Regions from separate parts of the Mus musculus genome. Here region 2 is linked to region 1. A link is a loop called in an ENCODE intact Hi-C map of the cell type or tissue named here. Cell type or tissue: left cerebral cortex. All regions are shown on one strand. Each heading gives the region's core, and the rest is flanking DNA. Links, peaks and the distances in the headings are about the cores only.

Region 1 (10,939 bases), core at 1,884-9,883:
ACTAAGAGGCATGGAGAGGAACTCTCAAAAGAAAGGACTATAATACACTGGTATAAAGAAAATAAAAAAGGAATATATATATATATATATATATATATAGATAGATAGATAGATAGATAGATAGATAGATAGATATAGATATATATAGATATATGGATATATATATCATATATATATCATACAACACAGTAACACATATCATACAGCTCTCAGTAGATAATCTAATGGTATATCTCAGGGTCCTAGAAGAACAAAAGGAAAGCAAATGCAAACACATCAGAGAGTTAAAATACATCTATATTAATATGTCAATATAAATATATATTAATATAGAGATATAGAGATATATGGATAAATATGTGAGTACAGATTAATAAAACAGTATAACAACAATACATGCAATTCATCAAACAAAAAATAGACTTTTTAAAAACAGTAACAGGAAAGATTTTGTTGACTTCTTCAATATCTGTTCCCTTAGCAGGAGTTAACCATTTTGAGCAATAAAGATAAACACAGTTCAAAGGAAAATAAAAAAATAGGTTTTTGAGAAAATTAGCAAAGATTCAGCAAGGCCCAGCCAAACTAACCAAAATAATAATAAAAAGTTTTAAATTAATAAAACCAGAGATGAAAAGGGAGATGTTACTACACACCCCAATAAAATCCAGAAGGCATCAGAGAATATGTTGAATATATAAATAACAAAAAGTTCCAGATCTAGAAAAATTGGATACATTTCTAAATACATATGACTGACTGAAATTAAAGACAAAATATACAAGCAATTTAAAAGATCCATAAAAAAAAATCAAGATTGCAACAGTAATTTAACATCTTAACAAAATGAAAAGCCCCAAACCAAATGGTTTTATTAGAGAATTCCATCAAGCTTTCAAAGGTGACCTTCGCAAACTGTAGAGCAAAAAAGGAAGGGAGGAAACTGTTTTTAAAAAAGAAAAGAAAGGAAGAATGTAAAGAAGAAACAATGACGGAACGGAAAAGAAAAGAGGAGAAAAACTAACCGCAATCTACCTGGCAAACATTGATACAAAAATTCTTAAAGAAATACTTGCAAGTCATATTCAAGTGTGGTTGTAAAGTTGGTCCTATATACATGAAACATAAATATAACATACTATATTGATAAAATTAAAACAGAAGTCACATAATCAACTCAATATATGCGTTAAGCTCAATGTCCCTTCCTGGTAAAAGCTCCGAAGAGTCTTAGAACAGATGGAACAAACCTCAATATGATATATAGATATAGATTCATATACGTATACACATACAAATGTGTTATATAGCTAATGTACATTATCCATTAAGTACAAGTTAGTTATGCTACAATTCACAGACCCAAAGAAACTAAGTAAAAAGGAGGACCCAAGGGAAAAAGGGGAAATGAAATGGATGTGAGTAGTGGGAGAGGGGATGAGGAAGAGAACAAGGATGGGGTGGGGGGGAAGAGAACAGAAATTGTGTGTGTGTGTGGAGGATATCTCTAGGACTAGACAGAGACCTGGGAAGGGGGAGGCTCCCAAAGTCTATGGGGGCGACCCTAGCTGAGACCCCTAGCAGCAGGGGATATGGAGATTAAAGTGGCCACCTCCTGTAGCCAGATGGGATTTCCAGTGGAGGGAGAGGGACATCAACCCACCCACAAAACGTTTAACCCACAATTTTTCCTACCTATAAGATGTACATGGATAAAGACAGAGCAGAGATTGAGGAAGTGGCCAACAATAATTGCCCCAACTTGAGACCCATCCCATAGAAGAGCCAACCCCTGACACTGTTAATGATACTCTGTTATACTTGCAGACAGGAGCCTAGCATAACTGTTTCCAGAGAGCCTTCATCCAGCAGCTGATGGAGACAGATGCAGAGACCCACAGTCAAACATTAGGTGGAGCTCAGGGACTCATGTGGGAGACTTGGAGATAAGATTGAGCAACTCTCAGGGGTAAAGGACACCACAAGAAAACTTACAGTGAATTAACCTGGCCCCATGAGGACTCACAGAGACTGAACCACCAAGCAAAGAGAATGCAGAGGTTAGACCTAGGAAACCCTACACATTTGTAGCAGATGTACAGTTTGGACTTCAGGTGGGTCCCCTAACAACTGGAGTGGGGGCTGTCTCTAACTCTGTTGCATGCCATTGAATCCTCTTCCCCTACCTGGACTGCCTAGTTGGGCCTCTGAAAGAGAGGATACTTAGTCCTGCTGCAACTTGATTTCCCAGGGAGGTTGGAACATAAGGGGGCTTTCCCTTCTCTGAGGAGAAGGGAAGGATTAATGGGGGGAAGGGATTTGTGAGGGTGGAACTTGGAGAAATGGAAAAAGAGGGCTTCCACTGGTATGTATGTAAAGTGAATAAATAAATTAGTAGGAAAAATATGCAAGGCACATAATCAACATAAAAAAATAAGTAACTTTTATATACACTAACAGTAAATTGTTTTAAAAAGGCAGGTATAGGGGGCTGGAGAGATGGCTCAGTGGTTAAGAGCACCGACTGCTCTTCCAAAGGTTTTGAGTTCAATTCCCAGCAAACACATGGTGGCACACAACCATCTGTAATGAGATCCGAGGCCCTCTTCTGGTGTGTCTGAAGACAGCTACAGTGTACTCACACAAATAAAATGAATCTTTTTAAAAATAAATGCCATACAGTTGATTTTTTTTTAAAAAAAAATGCAGGTATAAGCCTAGCAAGGGGCTGAAATACCTCTACATGAAAAACTTAAAGACATTGAATATAAAGATTGAAGAAGACATTAAATGATAGAAAAACCTACACTACTGTATTGTCAGAATTACTATTGTGAAAATGGCTTTACCCCAAAAGTAGTCTACAGACTAAATGGAGTATCAATTATATTCCAATGACATTTGATCTATTAAAGGATATCCTAAAATTCATATGGAAACACAAATGATCATGGGTAGACAAAGCAATCCAAAGCAGAAAGAACATAGGTAGAGGTATTGCATTATCTGATCTCAAACTATGCTACAAATTATAGTGACAAAGACAATGTAATACTGACACAAAAATAAGACACACAGGGCAGTCGAACATAATAGAGATAAACCAGCACAGCTACAAACACCTAACTTTTATAAAGGGTATTAAAAGATATATATTGGGCAAAAGACAACCTGGAAAATGGGATATATACTTGCCAAAGAATGAAATTAGTTTCACATCTCTCAGTTTTTACACACAAAAACATCAATTCAAACAGAATTAAATACCTTAATTTAAAACATGAAATACTGAAATGACTAAAGGAACACAAGTGGCATGCACTCTAGGATATATGTCATAAAAATAGTCAATAATTAGAACTTAGTGACATAAGAACTAACTCAAAGAATTTACAAATGGAGTCACTACCTGAAATACAAATGGCCAAAGCATAATTTTTAAGTATCCAACATTTTTGCTCATCCAGGAAATGAAAATTAAAGCTACTTTGACGTTCCTTCTCATCCCAGTCAGAATCAAGAAAGGCAATTACAACAAATATGGGCAAAGATGTTGAAGAGAAGGAATCACTAATTGTTACTGGTGGAAAAGTAAAATTTACAGTCACTATGGAGATCAGTGTGGAGGCTCAATACTAAAAGGAGACCCCGCTGTACCACTCCTGGATAGACACCCAAATGACTCTACAGCCTAGAGATACTTGCACATCCATAGTCACTGCTTCTCTTTGGACAATGGCTAGGACATGGAATCAGCTACACGTCCATCATAAATGAATGGATAATGAAAATGTGGGTAATGAACCCAAGGGCATAAATATAAAGAAAAATTGAGAAAATTTCAAAATAATGTATAGAATTAGAAACTACTATATTCAGATGAAAATAGACAAATACCTTGTGTATCTTTTCATATGCTAATTCTGGTTTCTAAATGTTAAAGTTGTATTTTTTAGGTGTTGGTGAAAGTATAACAACGTAAAAACAGAATTCTAGGCCTTTAGGCCCAGGCTTGGGAATGTGGCCTTTGTAAAGGTATGCTAATCATAAAAGAGATAGCGACATTCCTCTACCCACCCGCTTCCTGGGTTCAAAGAGTGCTCATTCAAAGAAAGTCACCCTGGCCATTACCAGAACCTGCAATGCAAATGTGCTATTGTTAGGGGCTCTTAGAAGCTGTCTTGAGAGTTAACAATTACCAGGTATTCCTTGTGACTCTTGTAACTTTACACTTCCTTGTGACTCTTAACTGGTATCTTTGGTATCTTCCAACAAAGCCCTCCCCACTTCCTTGAGTTTCGGTTTCTTCCTTTAAATACCCCCTTACCCAGCTACTCGGGGCGCCACAGTCCTCTACCCCTGCGTGGTGTATGACCGTGGGCCCGAGAGCGCTCTTGAATAAAAATCCTCTTGCAATTTGCAACAAGACCGTTTTCTCGTTGGTGATTTTGGGGTGTCGCCTCTCCTGAGTCAGAACGTGGGAGAGTCCTCACGTTGTGGGTCTTTCATTGGCAGAGAACAAAAAAACTAGAAAGAGGCCTATGAGATGGGAAATAAGCTTTGAGTGTGTACACTAGGAAAGGTAATAAAACACATAATGTAGAAATGATAGAGGACCACTGTGGGCAGATGTGTGCATGGGGAGGGTGAGAGGAAGGACAAAGGAGCAGGGAGTAGGAGTGGAAGGAATAATCTAAAGGGCACAGGAAAGCCTGCTATTTTGTACTTTTTTTTACATGTGTGTATACTTATATATGTGTGTGCATACGTGTATATATGCATGTGTGTGTGTGTGTGTGTGTGTGTGTCAGAGCAAGCAGATGCATATGTAGAGGACAGTCTTAGGGTCCAGTAATCAGACTTGATGACGAACACCTCTAACTGTTCTTTCCAGAATGTGTGCTTTTTCTTTTTCTTACTTTTTTTTTTTTTGTTTATTTGTTCAAGTTCAGAGAACTAGCAAAACTTAAGAATCTTTTTTTCTTCTAAAATAACCAAATTCCAATAACCAATTTCTAATTTTATTTTAATTCCATTAAAAACTACCAAATTCAGAAAAATGTACAAGCACACAGAATTTGTCTCTTAGGTTTGATTTTAGAAGTGATATTTACTGTGTAACGACAAATCTAGGCATAGAAGCATTTGTAATTCCACATACTTCAAGGTTCACTCTAGCTGTAGATCTCTTCTAAGAATGTATTCTCCCTCCTCACAAATAGGAAGAGAATAGGAAATCCTCAGAGGCAAGTGTGAAGAGGCTCTCTTTGATGTTTCAGAGCAGTTTGCCTTTTGCCCCTCTAACAAATTGCAGACACAAGTTAAGTTCCAGTTCCTCAAAACGCTGCTTATAAAACTAACGTTTGTATCTTCTTTATTTATGCTCAAAATACTTTTAAGAAATTCCATTTGTACTTTCCAAAGTCATTTTACCTATCAATAGACCCCTGAATCTTAAATTTTGGATTAATATTTCATCTGTGACCTAGGCTTTAGTGCCACTCAGTGTTCACATCCTAGAACTACAACAAGTCAAAACACCAAAACCTATCATAATTCAGACATGTACTGCAGCCTCAGAATATTTATTTTCTTACAATATAATGCCATTAGTTCAAGTTCTCTGATCCCTGCCTGGTTTGCACTTCACGATGCACCTAACAGAGATAGAAAGCTCATCATGCACTAAGCATCTATTGGAGCTTCACTCGGGAGAAATGCGTGCCAGCAATCTTTTTTTGTTCTTTCAGATTGAATCATCTAGAACTGTGCCATGCTTCCAAATATAAACTGACTGACTGAAATCAGAGGAGACAGAGATTATTTTCTCAAAAGGAAAAATTCCAACCACTCAAAAAGATCATAACTAAAAGGTCCAATGTTTACAGAAATCAAAATGTAACAATAGAAGTTAGTAAACAAATAATAAAATTAAATGAATTATGAACAGTTTAGTTATATAATGTTACACATTTTCACAAAAAGTCCTGTGCCAGTAGAATAGCAAAATTTTCATTTGTGTAGGGAAAAGAAAAGATGAACCCTAGAAACTGTTTTATAACAGAATGAATGTGGGAAGGGGTAAAATATACAGCACAAACAATCACAAACCGAAGATAAATAGAAGTATGAAAAAAATTAAAGAAAGAAAGACATATGACTTGCTTAACAAATGAGACCAGAAAATTTTCACATAGAAATTATAAATGACATATCATTCAAGCTGGCCTAACAATAACATACTAACCACTGGTCATTTTAAAAACAAGATAATTACCCACTGTGTACCATTCATCAAGAATGAAAAGAGGATGAAAAGTGTGACACTTTTCTTTTGCAAATACCTAATGATGCTTTAAAAAACTTAATATAACAAAAGGTAACTTGAAGAAACCTTATACTTCCTTTGCTGTCAAAATTTAGAAAAGTAAAACCAAAATCTTAATACTCTTACTATCTAGAGAGCATCATTGTCAGTACTTGGTATAAGTCTTTCAACCTATAGGATTATTTATATGTATGGTTTACAGGTTTAAAACATTGTCTCAGGAGCCAGACAATCCAAGTGTTTATCTCATAATTCACTAGTGAGTAAAGACAGCTCTACATCTCAATCTCTTTATCTCAACAATAAGCATAATTCCAGCTCTCAGAGCTACAGACAGCGCTGCGCTTTTGGACTGTGAGTAGTTTTCATGGTTTGGTCCCTTGGTTCACTGGAGGCGTTACACCATTCTTCCCAATGGTCAATTATTTTGTTTATATTGAACTTTGTCAAACGGAAGATTTAAATTTTTTATGGTAAATCTATCACTTTTTTTTATTCGTGATTTTTGCCTTTGGTATTATGCTTAGAAAGGCAACAGACTTAAAGATGTAAAGATAGTATAACTTTGTGAGGAAAGAAAAATTTATTTGGCATGCATAATGTGAATAAAATAAAAACCCAGCAGCCCTCTTCTCATGCACGTCTACAAAGCATGCAACATTTTAAAATCACTTCAACCTAAATAAATAAATAAATAAATAGCATACCACCTGAAAAACTTCCAATGATCACAGGTTATCCTGTCATCTAGTCTGAATCTGCCATCTGTAACTTAAATAAAAACATATATATATATATATATATATATATATATATATATATTCACAATAATAGTCAATACATAGTAACTGAAAAGTATTTCCCTTTTAACGAAGTTCTCCATCTGACTGTGAAATGTTTATAACGAATTACTCTACAAATCCAGGAACTCACCTGAATCATGCATTGCTACATCCGCTCCAAGTAGTGACTTGCGTGACAGACCTAGACACTTGGAAGCAGTCCTGAGGCAAAGAATCTCCCTGAAACTTAGCCTCCTGGAACCATGGCATTCCCATAGCATGTACGCTCCAAACCTGTACCTGAGTTAGTCTGGTGTATGGATCTGTGTGCTCTCTTTCAGTATTGTTTTATTATAAGTGCCTTTAAGGATTGATTTTGGCATATAGCTAAGCCTCCACCGGTGTTCCAATGTTCTAGAAAGTCCTTGAGCCGACCCTGAGTTTGGAATTCAGTAAGAATGTTACCTACTCAGTAACATTCAAATTTACCTCTAGTAGAGACAGTGAAAATAATCAGGCATTATAATTTACTTGAATAAGAGCTAGAAAGCTCAGGGCTAGTCTACATAGTAATTACTTAGAACAATAGTCGAGTCACACCCATACACAGGAATACACAATGGCCTAGGAAATAGGTGGGTTGTGGTTTTAGAAAGAATTATAATATTATTCATGAAAGGGTTAGTAGAACAGAATTCCCCTGGTGCTCGTTTTTTTTTCACTAGGCCCAGAGGAATAACATTATCAGGTACTTGCTAAAGGACCCCTGGTGGTGGGTTTAACAATAGATTAGCATTGCATTAGAGCATTCACCTGGCTCCTGTGTTTAGCTGGTCTTAATTAAGGGTTGTTCCTATCTCAGTTGTAAACACCGCCTGGCTCCCCCAGCCTTTATGTATGCATTTTCTTTGTTTTGTGTCTTGTACCTTGGTGGATGTATTTGCCTAGCTTTCTTGTTTTTCCTCTGTATTAAAAGTCTGGTGTTTGCTTGGAAAAAATACATTCAGATACATACTCTCTCTGTGTCGTTGTCTGTTTGTCATCTCAGCCAACTCCTTGCTTGCCTGTAACCAGAACCAAGACGAGTTTTCCTGCGGATCGAGGACCCAACTGAGGTCCATCTGCAGCAATGCATATCTGAGTGAATTAGGTTTTGTGGATACAAGTCCTTTTAGCCTCTCACTGTCAGAATCACATGAAGACTTTCAAAGTTTAAACAAATCACTAATGTTATTACTGTTCTAACCATTTGAATTGATATATTTTCATCTAGCAGAGAACAGTATACTCAAGCTTGACTAGCAAAATATAACCTGGTTCTTGTTTGTGAGTCATACAATATCATTCATTCATTATTATAGTTTATCAGAATTAGTGCCTAACCAATTAATACTTATGAATTAAAAATATAAGTAGAAATCCAGCTGCCATTTTCCAACATTTTTTTTTCAAATTTAGATTAATACTAACTCAGGATTAATTGGATAACTAATATAATATTTTTAGAAGGGGGGAATTGTGGTTGGTAAATCTTCTACCAGGCATGTATAGAGCAGAATTCATATCTTCTTCACTCACAGGAAAAGTGTGAAATTCAGGTGTCTATGATCCCACTGCTGGGGGTGGAGTGAAGAAAGGTGGACCTTTTTAACTTAATAGTCAGCAAGCCATGCCAATCAGTAGACTTCAGACCCTGTCTCATAGTAAGGTGGAAAGAAATGGAGGAAGATACCCAACACTGACCCCAAGCTTCCAAACATACATAACAAACACATAGACATGCACATGTACCACATAAACATACAAAAATTCATCTCAGTGTTAGTTTTCATAATTTTTATAATTCAAGAAGGAGTTCAAACAAAAAGTTGCTACTAATCATATAGGGGTCCTTTCCAAATAAGCCACATTGGAAACAGAAGGGAAAAGATATTATAATTTTTATTTTATTTTTTGAGATTAAAATATAATTACAATATTAATATAATTATAGTGTCAATTGTATGAGTGTTTTTAAGGCTGATTATTTGGCACTTGACAAGAGATTGGTGTGCCATTCCCTGATGAAGACCAACCATCTCTCTGACTCTCAGCTCTCCTATGTTGTCTATAGTGCCTCCTATAGGATTAAGGCCTCATGGGCTTTTCCCAAACATGTTGGTAAATCCACTGGTGCCAGGTCATGTTTCCCCAATCATTTTCATGGTAAGATTTTAATGGGTGTAGCTTTGATATTATTAAGAGACACAATCACACAGATAATACAATACTTATTATTACTTACTATAGCACAAATTTCATGATCCTCTGGCTCTTAAAATCTTCTTATCCTCTCTTCCATAAATGATCCCTAGGCCATAGGTGTGAGTGCTCTGTAGATGTGTCCATGGGGACTGGGCTCCACAATGCATTTTTTAATGGATGTAGTTTTCTGTAGTGGTGTCCATCTGTTGCAAAGAGAAATTTTCTTGATGAGAGGTAAAATTATGTTTAAAATCACACCATGCCTAATATGCATATATTGGAGATAATAAAAAGTGTTTCTGGTTTTCTCAAGGTCACAAACAAGTAAGCAGTAGCATATCAATGATAAATGTTTTTTCTTAGTCTGCTGCTCCATCTACCACAGTATATAATTTCTGCCATAAACATCTTAAAATATGTAGAAAGTCATAAGAATTGCTAATACTACTTTTCAGCACTGTCATATTTTGTCCACTGAGCCAAACATACCAGATGTCTTTAAATAAAAGATTTAGACAGCATAAAAATAAAGTGTTATTGTATATGAGCTTCTTAAAAATATAGCAATACATTAGAAATATCATAAGGTATTATGGGAAAAGGGAATGTTTAAAATATGAATGAGATATACTCAGAAACACAGAAGGTGGCCATAGATGCAGATAATGAGGTAGGAAAGCATGAAAAAGTATTGAACCATTTTGCATAATAAAATATATTTATCTAACATAATGAGCTAAAATCATACATTTCCATTTGTCAAGGTAAATGTGAACTGTTTTGTTTCCTACAATTAATATGCCTTCATAAGTGTATAACTCTATTATATTATTTAAAAAATAATAATACAATGCTATTGATTAGTCACCTAGAGTGGTTAAGAGGGTAACAGTGGTAAGGTGATGGATACACTAGCCAGTTGCTTCCATGTCTAAATATCAATACTAACAATTAGTGAGAATAGAATTTATGAAAACAGATCTGAAACAATAGTTTCTGAGACAACTGTGTGTCTGTTCTATCTATAGATTTCTATCAAGTAACTCTACATATTTAAGCAAGCAATATTCTCCTGTTTACGTTTTCTGTTATATTTATTTATCTATGTATCTATATACCTATGTATCTACATTCCTATTGTCTTAGTCAGGGTTTCTATTCCTGCACAAACATCATGACCAAGAAGCAAGTTGAGGAGGAAAGGGTTTATTCAGCTTACAATTCCATACTGCTGTTTATCACTAAGGAAGTCAGGACTGGAACTCAAACAGGTCAGGAAGCAGGAGCTGATGCAGAGGCCATGGAGGGATGTTCTTTACTGGCTAGCTTCCCCTGGCTTGCTCAGCCTGCTCTCTTATAGAACCAAGACTACCAGCCCAGACATGGTCCCACCCACAAGGGGCCCTCGATCACTAATTGAGAAAATGCCTTACAGTTAGTTGTATCTCATGGAGGCATTTCCTCAACTGAAGCTCTTTCTCTGTAAATAACTCCAGCTGTGTCAAATTGACACAAAACTAGCCAGTACACCTATGTATGTATGTATTATGTATGTATGTATGTATGTATGTATGTATGTATGTAT
Region 2 (10,939 bases), core at 945-8,944, 470 kb before region 1:
AATAACTCAGTTGAAAAATAACAGCTTGAACTAAGAGAGTGAAAGCAGTGAGACCAGAAGCAGTAGGGACTGTACTAAGGTGATGCTGTGGGTACCACGAGGCAGCAGTATCTTGGGTTTCTGGCTCAGTATCTAAACAGTGTAAGGCTGTGAAGAGTAGGTACTTAACACGGAGCAGTGTTCATGGCTGTGGACTTGGTTTGGACACAGGAAAGAAATGATACCTAGTTGAACTGTGAATTCCATCCTACAGGAACATAAGGTGTGTGTGTCTGTGTATGTGTGTGTGTGTAAGGTTCTATTGTGTCACAAAGGAATCATCAAGCAGGATTATGATAATGGACTAAGAAGAGAGAAAGAAGTAAGAATGAAGAACGATTGGACACCATGGCGGTCTTTAATGACTGGCCATGAAGAATAGAAGGGAGAATGCCATAAAGCTTGTGTGTGAGAGGGATGTAGGACTGTAGTCTGATAGGGTGATGTATGGATCTTAAAGCTATATTTGAATAGCAATGGAACAATAAATGAATTTATTGGGTATTAAGAGGGAAATTAGCTAATTAGCAGAGCCAGTGGGTGTTTGTTAGTTGTCGGTTGACTGAGTTTGTGATCATTGGTTTAAGGTGAGAGGAAGGCAACAAACTGATGAGCCCCCTCGCTTCAGCAGACCTTGTGGAAAGCACGAGTGGAGAAAGGTAGCATTAAAAATAAAAGTCCTCTTCCCTTTCCAAGAGACAGCATGGAAAGGTGAGCACAGCACACAAGGGAAGCCATGTCTCTCCCTGCCTCCCACACCAAACTGCACAGGAAATCAAGTCCTTGCTGAAGAGCAACACAATGACAGGAACTTCCTTCCACCAGGCAGAATCAGAGTTCAAACCCCCGCTCTGTTGAAACCTAATTTAGAAGCCATTCTCCTTCGGAGTGACTTCCCCCAGGGAAATCACAGGTTCCTGCCAAGACAGAAAATGCCTGCTCCTCCCTGCTCACCAGATATTTTTGAGTGGTCCCTCTCACTTTTTTAACAATTGTAATTTTATTTTTTTGATGTTTGAAATGTTTTCATCTGACATCTGGAACAAATGCAAAGAATTTCTAGAAAACCGGATTATTCCCCCCACCCCAAGAGTCACATGTGTAGTAACACATCTCCCTTGACAGTGTTTGATGCTTTCAGATGCTTCACAATTTTGCACTCTGTCTAGAGACACAGAACCCAGTGACACAGCAGGCCAGCATGGCACGTGGCTGGTGGCTCAAATATCAGCTTAGTGAGCACCTGGTTAGGCTGCCTCAAGTCTGGAAGCCCCAGAAAAGTGACCATGCTAATCCCTTTCTCATACCTCTGTGAGGCACAGAGGAACTATTCCAAGCTCATGGAGCAAGGCCTCACAGAGAACTCTTCCTAAGTGAATCTCACTAGAAGAATTACTTTAAATAATCCAGAAGCAATAGTGACATTATTGATCTTCTGGTACACATCTGTTATTGTTGATATGACTTTGTATGCTGGGAAGATGGAAATAATAAACCTTCCCAGGCTCCCTAAAGGTTCATAAAATAAAACCTCAAGACAAGCAGAGATCGTTTCTTCATAAACGGACACTGTTTCTTTCTGTGTTGCTAACAGATTTCCAACACCTTTGTCCTTTCAAATTTATCCCCTTATAATCCTCCAAATCAGAAGCCAGTATCAAGCCAGACCTAGAAGTGCAAGCCTATAATCCCAGCTATAAAAAGGGAGGCTGAGGAAAGAGGATTATAAACTCAAGAGCAGCATCAGTTAGGAATGAATTTGAGGCCAGCCTGGGCAACTTTAAGACCCTATCTCAAAAGGTAAGAAGATACCTAATGATGGAACTCAGGGAGAGAGCATTTGCCTAGTATGCCATTGAACCCTAATTTCTTTTTTATTTTTTTATTTTAGGTTTTCCTTTTTTTTTTTTTTTGATTTGTTGACCACTTTTATTATTTTTTTCTTTTATTGGATATTTTCTTTATTTACATTTCAAATGTTATTCCCTTTCCAGGTCTTCCCTCTACCCTATCCACCCTCCTCCTGCCTCTATAAGGGTGCTTTCCCATCCACCCACCCACTCCCACCTTCCCACCCTAGCACTCCCCTACACTGGGGCATCGAACCCCCTCAGCCCAAGGGCCTCTCATCTTACTGATGTCCAACAAGGCCATCTTCTGCCATATATGCGGCCAGAACCTTGGGTGGGTCCGTCCATGTGTACTGAAAGAGAAAAAACTGTAAGAATAAGCCAGCCAACCCCGCCCCCTCTGTCTCTCCCTTCCCTCCCCCCTCTACTCAACAGTAGACGATTTGGCCACGATTTGTCCAGCTGTGAAGAGGCGCCAGTCCTTGGTTTGTGGCCCCGGTCCGTCTTTAAACCTATCACCCCAACATCTGCTCCCACCCTTTGTCTCTGACCCAGATCCTCCTGCCTCTATATTATCTTCATTCTTGTGTCTATGCTGGGCTCACCTGGATAATTCAGTATTGTCTCCTCAACTCAAGTTTCCTCACCACAATTGCCAAATCCGTTTGAGTATATTCACTTCCTGGAGGTCAGGACACGCATTTCTGAGAAAGGAACCAACATAAATAAGAGGGATTCCCCCATGTAGCAGGTTGACAGTAAACAGCTTGAGATTTATTGCAGAACAAAATCTACTTGAGAAACAAAAAGGAAAGGTTGCAGTCTAAACAGCAAGGTGAGGGGGCTTCGCTGTCCATTGACAACTGATCTGGACATGAGCACAAGCGCAATTATCAGTTTTCCACAGGATGGTGGTACGGCAAAAATAAATAAATAAATAAATAAATTACAAAAAAATAATAGGATGGGGGAAATAAGTCTCCTGAAAATTAAAGGCATTGTGACTGTGTCGCTTAGGAGGGGAAACAGCATAGCTCTTAATAATTAGTTGCAAGGGTGTGAGAAGTGGGCCAGGGATAATTAGCAGGGGACGCTGATCATGTGCACATTCGCAGCGAGCTGACAAAAAGAGGAAGTGAGCCAAACTGCAGGGAGAAGCTGGGGCTTTTTAAAAGGGAAGTTCTTGACCATGAAGATCAGACTACCAAGAGAAGCTGTGTAATTTCCATCCTTAAAGAGCTTTAAAAATAGGATAAACAGCCATCTGCACAAGATGATTTATGCATTGACCTTCAGGAGGCGGGCCCGATCATCTCATGAAGTCCCTTCCAAGTGTGGGATTCTATGATTTAATCAGTATGTGATTTTTCTCAGCTCTACATTTTGCGAGATAACCAGCAGATGGGAGCCACAAATTCCCCAACATCATACCAAAATCATGGTTCCTCACACTGGTAGGGCCCAGGCAAGCTTGCCAAATTGGCATCCATTGAAAAAAAATCATTGAAGGACCCACCTCAAACATTTATTTATCTCCTTGTGGGTGTCTGGACCACCCATGTCCACAAAATAGAGATAATCTTTAGACCGATTGTGTGCATTCAGCTTTGACTTAAGTAAGAGTCACGTTGAAAAGGGGAGTCTCATTTTGAAACCTGAAACAACAGCTCTCATAAAACGGTGGTGGTGGTGGTGGTGGTGGGGGATTTACAAACTCCAGCTGAAGGAGAAACGAGGTCAATTAGACACAGCCCTTCCCAGGAAACGTTTTAGAGCAAACTTGAGCCTTACTTGTTTTCACTTAACAGACACGTCTCGTCAGTTCTTTGGGCATATATGTAGTGCTTACTATAGCCTAGGTTCAGTACAAAGCCACAGGGAGACAAATACCATCCATCCGTCAAAGAGCTTAGTCTCTTCCAAAGGAAGAGGCCATTTTTTTTTTTTTTTTTTTTTTTTTTGACGCAGAGTCAGCAAAGCAGTAACAGGATGCAGAATAATCGATGGGATGATGCCAAGAAAACGATCCAAGTCTGAGAGACCTAAGGGACTTGGACTTGTGTCTGAAGGTTAAAACGAAGCTGGGGAGGAAAGATAATAAAACGTTTTCTGGAGCACTCAGGATAGCCTGAAGAGTGGCTGGTAAACCCCACGAAGTGAAATTTGTATACAGCTAGTGCTTACGGTGTAGAGAGAAGGGTAAAAGGCCAGTTGGGGAGAAGGAAAGACCCAGAAGTGAGGGAAACCGAGAGGTCACGAGAGCTCTCACAGGTCATGCAAAAGAACTCAGACACAGCATAGAAGAAATATGGCTGCTGAGTGATAGAATACACTTCTGAACCAAAAGACAGAAAAGCATTTGCATACGATTCACCAAAATGAAGGGGTCACTAGGCAGGTGTTGAGACATCAAGGAGAACCCAATAAGGCTGAGCAGGGCAACAGCATCTAGTTAGGGTACTCTTCCTTCTCTTCTGATCACTGCTCCTTGGACTTCATCCCCCTGCCTCCCCTTGTTATTCAGACCCTTCAGGTGACCACCTGAAGCTTCTACATCTTAAGCTTCAGCCAATGACAAGCCAGGAATACACTGGTCCCATTATCTCACTGGCAGACCCCAAATTCCAGCGAAGGGGACTAACAATGGTCCACGGAGACTTTTTCGGGGAGAAGGCGTTCATTACAGCAGGGAACTATTGCTGCAGGCACCTTAGGGGCAGGGTGAACTTGTTCTCTGAACCGGAAGGGCTGCTTTGTAAGTTTTCTCCGTGTGAATGTAGGACCTTTGGTTTGTTTGATGGGGACGGATGCAGACAATCAGTGTGGCGATGGTCACAGATGTGTGTAGCTCCTACCTGGAGGCTGGGAGAAAAGATGGAGTCTCCAGTCGTTCCAGGAACTACTTGGCCACACTAGCAACAGCTGAGGGCAAGCGCCAAGCCTCCGGCACCTCAATCCAAAGAACAGGTTTCTCAAATTGTGTTCTTTATTCAGAACTTATAACGGCTGGCAGGTTCTGCTCCCATATATGAATTTTCAATCAGCGTGCTTTTATTCAAATTGTTCTTTTGTTTCATTGTGTTACTAAAAAAAAGTATGACAGGTTGGCATGCTTGTTTATGTAAATGTCTGGAACTGTAATTTCTTGTACGTTAAGTACAGATAATTACACAGCCTACCTTAATCTCTGAGGACCTAACAATCACCTTAACAGCACTAAAATTAGACTTCTCTTAAATTAGTGCTGAGGAAGTATGCATTAAATATTTTATTAATAAACAATTTACCTTTCTCGATTCTTCGAAGAATTTTAATTTTTGCGAATGGAAACGACATAGAACAGTATTGTGCAGTTATATGAAAGACCACTAGATGGCACCATACATCTTTTCTTCCAATTTTATCTCCCTAAACTAGCTGTTTTAGAAAAGGAATTTGTGTTCTTTCGGGAGGAAAAAAAAAAAAAAAAAAAAAAAAAAGGAAGAAAAGAAGATTAAAAAAAAAAAAAGAAAGAAAGAAAAGAAAAAGAAAAAAGCCATGGTAGTTTTTGCAACGCTTTTTGAACGTTTATTAGTGTTGCGGCATATTGGTGAGACTGTCTATACTTAAACACCAATTTCAGGCTTGCTCGGCTATTTCCCAGGAGGTATTTTCATTTCTCAGTCTTTATTATCAAACCATACTGTTTTATTTTTTCTTGTTTTACAGTACATTTTGATATTGTTGCAATCATTATTTCCCTTCAATGATATCGTTATTTCCATAATCTTCCTTATTTACAATTTTCCAAAACAAAATCCAACTGCATTTAATTATGTTACAAAGGAAGGAAAACACGAATTTTGTTTAAGTTCTCAATAAGTTATAACAATAGCAAAAATAATAAAGGAGCATGCAATCTGGGAGGAAGTTACATCTTTATTATATTTTTGTCAGTAGTAAAATAAACACTTTTGCATCTGTGATATACATTTTTGCAGGAGTGAATGTGTGTAAACTAAATTAATATTTTAGTAAGGTTGTATTCATTATTATAAAAGCTAATAATGTGGAATGACTGATCATGTACAATTGCAGAAGTATACATTTATTTGTGTAACTCAAAGAGAATATTTTACTCCATATATATAATAATGCCAATTGATTAGCAAAACAGAAAACAGTTATTAAAAGGGGTTAAAAACTACACTAGGCATAAAGTAACAACTTAAATATTAATCATGATAACTTTGTTTAAAACAGAAAGGAAATGTATATGCTAATTATCTTCTCGGGGAAATAAAATTCATGTTTTTAAGACTTTTCAGAATTCTCTACATTTTCTATAGTGATATATTGTGTTCATACTCAAGACTTCATGGAGATTGCAAAAAATGCTACTTTCTAAAAGAGACTCATTTATTGCTCAGATTGTCAGAATAATTGCTTACTAAATGAATGTTCTTCGTGATGCTCCAGACTAGGAAAGCTGCCGAGAGCAAGCGGAACTTTTTGAGGCCTTTCCTACACATGTTCCAGCCACTGCCCTGGGAAGAGAACCTGCTTGCAGGTCACAGTGTCAGGAGTCTCTGAAGGACTCTGTGTCTTACCCTTCAGCCTCTCCCTGGGAGAGCCTTCATCTTCCAGCAAGTGGCAAGTCAGAGGTTCTTAAAGTTTTTGAGGTCAGGGAACCTGTGCTCTCTTAAATACTGGCACCATATTTGTATGGGCAATATATGTTTATGCTTAGCATATTCTAAATGAAAACAAATTGATAACTGCTTGTTTACTTTAAGTTAGAATTCTCCCACTGTATAATTTTACGTGAAGAATACCTTTTATAAAACAGATAAAGTACAGAAAGACAATGGCCTGTGTATAGCACCTGGTGTCTCTGATTTCTTCTTGCCTGGGAAGAAGATGGATTTCTGCTTTTGCTTCTGCACCCAATCCCTGTGCTCATTCTACGCAGCTTCTGGACATCTCTATGACACCACAGGATAAGAAAGAGTAAATAGCAGCAAACGACGTCTTTGATGATGATTGATGATGATGATGATAATGATGACGACGACGACGATGAAAATACTGATCATCAGAAAGAAAAGCATTTCGGGAAACCCAGAGCTGCGTTCCCAGGTTTTCTTTTGAGATTAGTTTATGAAACTGGATTGTGGTCACTGAATTATAATCAGTACAAAGCCTTCCTTCCTCTGCTTCTTTTCTAATATATTTTGCTAAAACTGAAACATAATTTGGGGAGTACAGAGTGACTCTTCACATCCCATTCTCTGCCATCAATCTCGGGGACATGTTAGCTGGACATGTTAGAGGGGACTGAGATTGTTGACCTCATCCACGCCTCCATCCTGTCGCTGCCACGGTCTACTTGGTTTCTCCCTGTTACCGTTAAAGATGATTATGCTTCATGCTTTCTCATCCTCCTGTTCCCTAGCTTCTTGATGAGCCTGTGTCCCTGCAGCTGATGCCTTGCAATGCTTTCCGTTCCAAATCTTGAAAGAGGCAACTATAGATTTATAGATTGAGGATACAACACACACACACACACACACACACACACACACACACACCCTTGACCACTCATTTCCATGAATACATTCTTTGATTCTGACCCTAACTGCGATGCTCCGTGATCTCTGTGTTGTTTACTTTTCTGACGACATATGAATATTATTTCTTTAGCTCAATCCCTACATATCTACACTCACAATCTCTCTGTCCATCAGTCATCATCGATTAATGGAACCTCTAGGTTTCTCATTAGTTTCCCCTGCAGCCTCACCCCTCCTTCTATCCAGCTTTTATATTCAGCATCCTTGCTTTCTTTGAACTGTACACCTGATTGGTTTGAACACAGCATTCCGCTTACTCTGCACCTGCGCTGATAGAGATGAACATATCTAGAGGAAATCACTGATGATATCGACTCAGATGCAAGGCTGTGAATATGAAAAGGGGGACCAACACTGCCTAGCAATTGCATCAGATGTCCCTAGTTGTTAACTATTCCACTGTCATATGTGACTATTTCTTGCCTTCTTTTTTTTTAAATTCCAATACCTCATTCATAATGGATAGTTCTGCCTCCTCTGGGTAATTAACTGAAGTAATTACCCACCCACTTACTTGTGTGTGCAAGTGTTTCACTTCCCGTGAGTACTGTTGTTGAGCGGTCTATGTTCCCCGAGACCAGCCTCCATGGTGAGTCCCAGCCTATGTGTTCTGACCTACTTAAGCCATAACTGCAGACATGTTGCTTCCTTACCTCTACTCTTTCAGCCACAATCACTTGGCTTTATTTCTCTGATTTAGCAAATGAGCTGTCTTTACCTGTTTGACTTTAAGTAAGCTTTTGCGGCTGGCTCTAGTTTGAACCCGAGCTAATCAACACGTCTGTCCCCGTTTCGTCAGCAACTTCCAGATTGCCAAATCCAACGATCAATACTTAGGGCTTACCTTCCTTGAGATGTTGGCAGCATTTTCCAGAGTTGTTCTCTCTATCCTTAAAAAACCAGACTTCGCTTGGCTGCCAGAACAGAACACTTTGCTGTCCCGATTATCCTCTGTGACAGCTCCAAGAGAAGAGAGAGAGGCGTTGGCTGAACTGGGATTTTACAGGTTTCCGTAGTCACTAGGAAGTTAGGCCAGAGAGAAAAACGCTCCACAGAGAAGACCTGTGCTTGAAAGGAAATAGCTGGCCTTTGTGTGACCTAATAGGAAGACACTGTCCCTAGAAAATAATCCAGGGAGAAGATGGCTTTTACTCTCTCTGGCTCTGAAGATCAGAGACATAGGCAAGGGTTAAGGAAGGCAGAGACAATAATTAAGAATAAAGGCACAAGTAAGATTATTATTATACTAACACCACACATATATCTATTGTATGTGTTATAATTTTTAATTAGGTGCTGTCACATTTATTCACTTATTTGTTTACAGTATCCTGGTTTTTATCCCAATCGTGTGAATGAAGAAACTGAGATTCACCAAGTTAACACAGTTGCTTACGGCTATGTAGCTTTTTTTTTTTTTTAAACAGAGTCGAGGCTAGAACCCAGACCCAAGAGAACCATGAAGGATAACAGCGGCAGACAAGTCTCCAAACAGAAATCCATGGCAACAGAATGAGAAGCACCACATGATTTGGTTCAAAAAATCAAGAGCTTAGAGCTTGGGACTGAGTTTCAGACACAAGCAAGCAGAGGGCTGGCCGGTAAGTCAGGCTCAAGGGGCACAGTGCGTGTATGGCGAAACTCAAGAAGCAAACGAGGTAAATTGAGCACACGTGGAAGGAGACCATACATTATGGAAAATGCTTCTCTGTCCTTTTACTTCTGGAGCTAAAAGTACTCCACACTCCCTGGATTAGATGTTAAGGCAGTCAACCCCATCTGTGTGGGAGTTACTTGACTGAGGTACAGTGGCGGCGAGAGAAGCTGGGGTTTCTGTCAATCAACCCACAGATTAACTGAAGCTCCAGTCTCTGTGGGAGATTTGGCATTCCCTCCTAGAGTTGCTCGTCCCATGTAGGAAAGAGGCAAATGCTGAACTTAGCGTGATGGGCATGGGTGGATGAGTGGGAGATGAGATGGGATTCCATCTGAAGGATTTAAAATAGTTCCTGGAAGTGCAGAATTCCTTAGAAGCCGAATAAAAGACTCCACATTTTGGGTTTTGTCCCCACTTGCTGTTTGTGATTCCTTGTTGGGTCTCAAATGCTTTAAGGTTCAGGAATGACAGGTGTTGAACAAGTATGCCCAGGGACAAAGGTGTATGCACTACTGTTCCCTGTCTGCATACCCTCAGTGGGGTTGGCACTTCGTTGTTGGTGACTAAGCATTTGAGCACATCCCCGGTCTTTACTTGAGTGTCTGAGACTATAGCATCCTCCAGTCCCTTCGGTAAGGAGACTTAAATGCTTGCACAGTTAGAAACCAGAACAACTCTTTCTCCAGACTTCTCCTGCCCTTTGACGATTCTCTCACTGTGGTCACTCACTCTCTCTATCCTGTGACTTCCTCTGCCCTGACTTCCAGAAGCTACCTTGAAGCTTATTGGTCAGTTTCTGAGTTAAAGCCAAATGTAGGAGTATCTAGGATTACCTTTAGTATTCTGGGCCTGGCAAGTGTTTAGATATGAGTCTGTCCTTCGGGGAGCTTCCATGAGTATCCTGTGGGGTCTCTGCTGGACCTGTGGTCCCAGATAGACCTGACTATGGAAGATTAAGGACAGGAAGCTGACCACAGTGGATTGTGTAGACATATCCCCATTTTAGACTTCATGATTTGCTAAAATGTTTTCTTTACCCTTTGAAGGCCTCACCTTCATGATTTAATTATGTCTTACAGGTCCTCCTTCCACTTGGAGCGTATCACAGTTCTGGCCGAGCAGACAGGCTGGACATCCCTTTTTAGGGGTCACCTGTGACTCTCTCTGTAGCTCTCGATCATTCAGCATCAATTTTAGCTCCTGGATTCTGATTCCTTCTCTCTAGGATACTATGAGCCAAATGCTCCCTCGAGGGCCCTGGCCATTGTTGGAAATCTCTCTCTCTCTGCCCTTTGAATTCTGGAGCTAGACGTGCTCCAGCCTGTCTGGATTTGATGTGTAATGTGCTCATCCCCATCTGAGTTGCGGAAACAGCTCCTTTGCCCCCTCCTTTCTTCTCTCCTGGTAGATTGCCTTGGACTCTTAAGATTGAACCATTCCTCTGAGGTTGCCCTAGCCTGTTAGAAGGGGCCCCTCCCTCTGAGAGACTTCAGGGGTGTCCAGTTTGGTCTTGGAGAAAACTATCACTAACTGTCATGTTAAAGTCTGCCAAATGGATTTGGTGGGCCATTCCCCTTCCCCACTGAGTTCCCTGCCTTGCTTGGTTTGTGGATACATTTATTTAAAAAAAAATAAAGATACTAATATCCCTAGTGATTGCAAACATAATAGTATAAAACAGTGAATTCAAAATAAAGTAATAAATGATATATTTTAGTAAAATAAGATCTTTTCCTAAAAAATTAAAGATACCACTTTATAGTTCACAGTTTTAAGGGTTG

What was found. Hi-C counts contacts between places; a loop is a spot of excess contacts. Peaks named below come from ENCODE experiments on the same cell type or tissue, not always from the same donor. Only the 100,000 strongest peaks of a DNase experiment are listed, where the experiment ranks them.
Region 2: it touches region 1 in a loop (9-fold over the local background); 29 of 42 quality-filtered maps call a loop at or near these places.

The regions. Positions count from the first base shown.
Region 1 is chr2:61,981,899-61,992,837 of GRCm38, reverse strand. No RefSeq gene overlaps it. Among named protein-coding and RNA genes, the nearest start is that of Slc4a10, 59 kb to the left of the region's middle. In left cerebral cortex, for the core only: CTCF peaks have their summits at 2,617 (motif pointing left) and 5,517; a DNase peak (open chromatin) is centred at 5,694; H3K4me3 peaks cover 197 bases; H3K27ac peaks cover 1,558 bases.
Region 2 is chr2:62,452,659-62,463,597 of GRCm38, reverse strand. It overlaps Gm13561 (a long non-coding RNA gene), which reads right to left and starts at 8,481. Exons shown (of 4, transcript XR_001783319.2): 1 at 8,346-8,481; 2 at 2,495-2,593; 3 at 2,175-2,242. In left cerebral cortex, for the core only: a CTCF peak has its summit at 5,252 (motif pointing right); DNase peaks (open chromatin) are centred at 5,251, 6,454, 7,246, 8,406 and 2 more places; H3K4me3 peaks cover 593 bases; H3K27ac peaks cover 5,065 bases.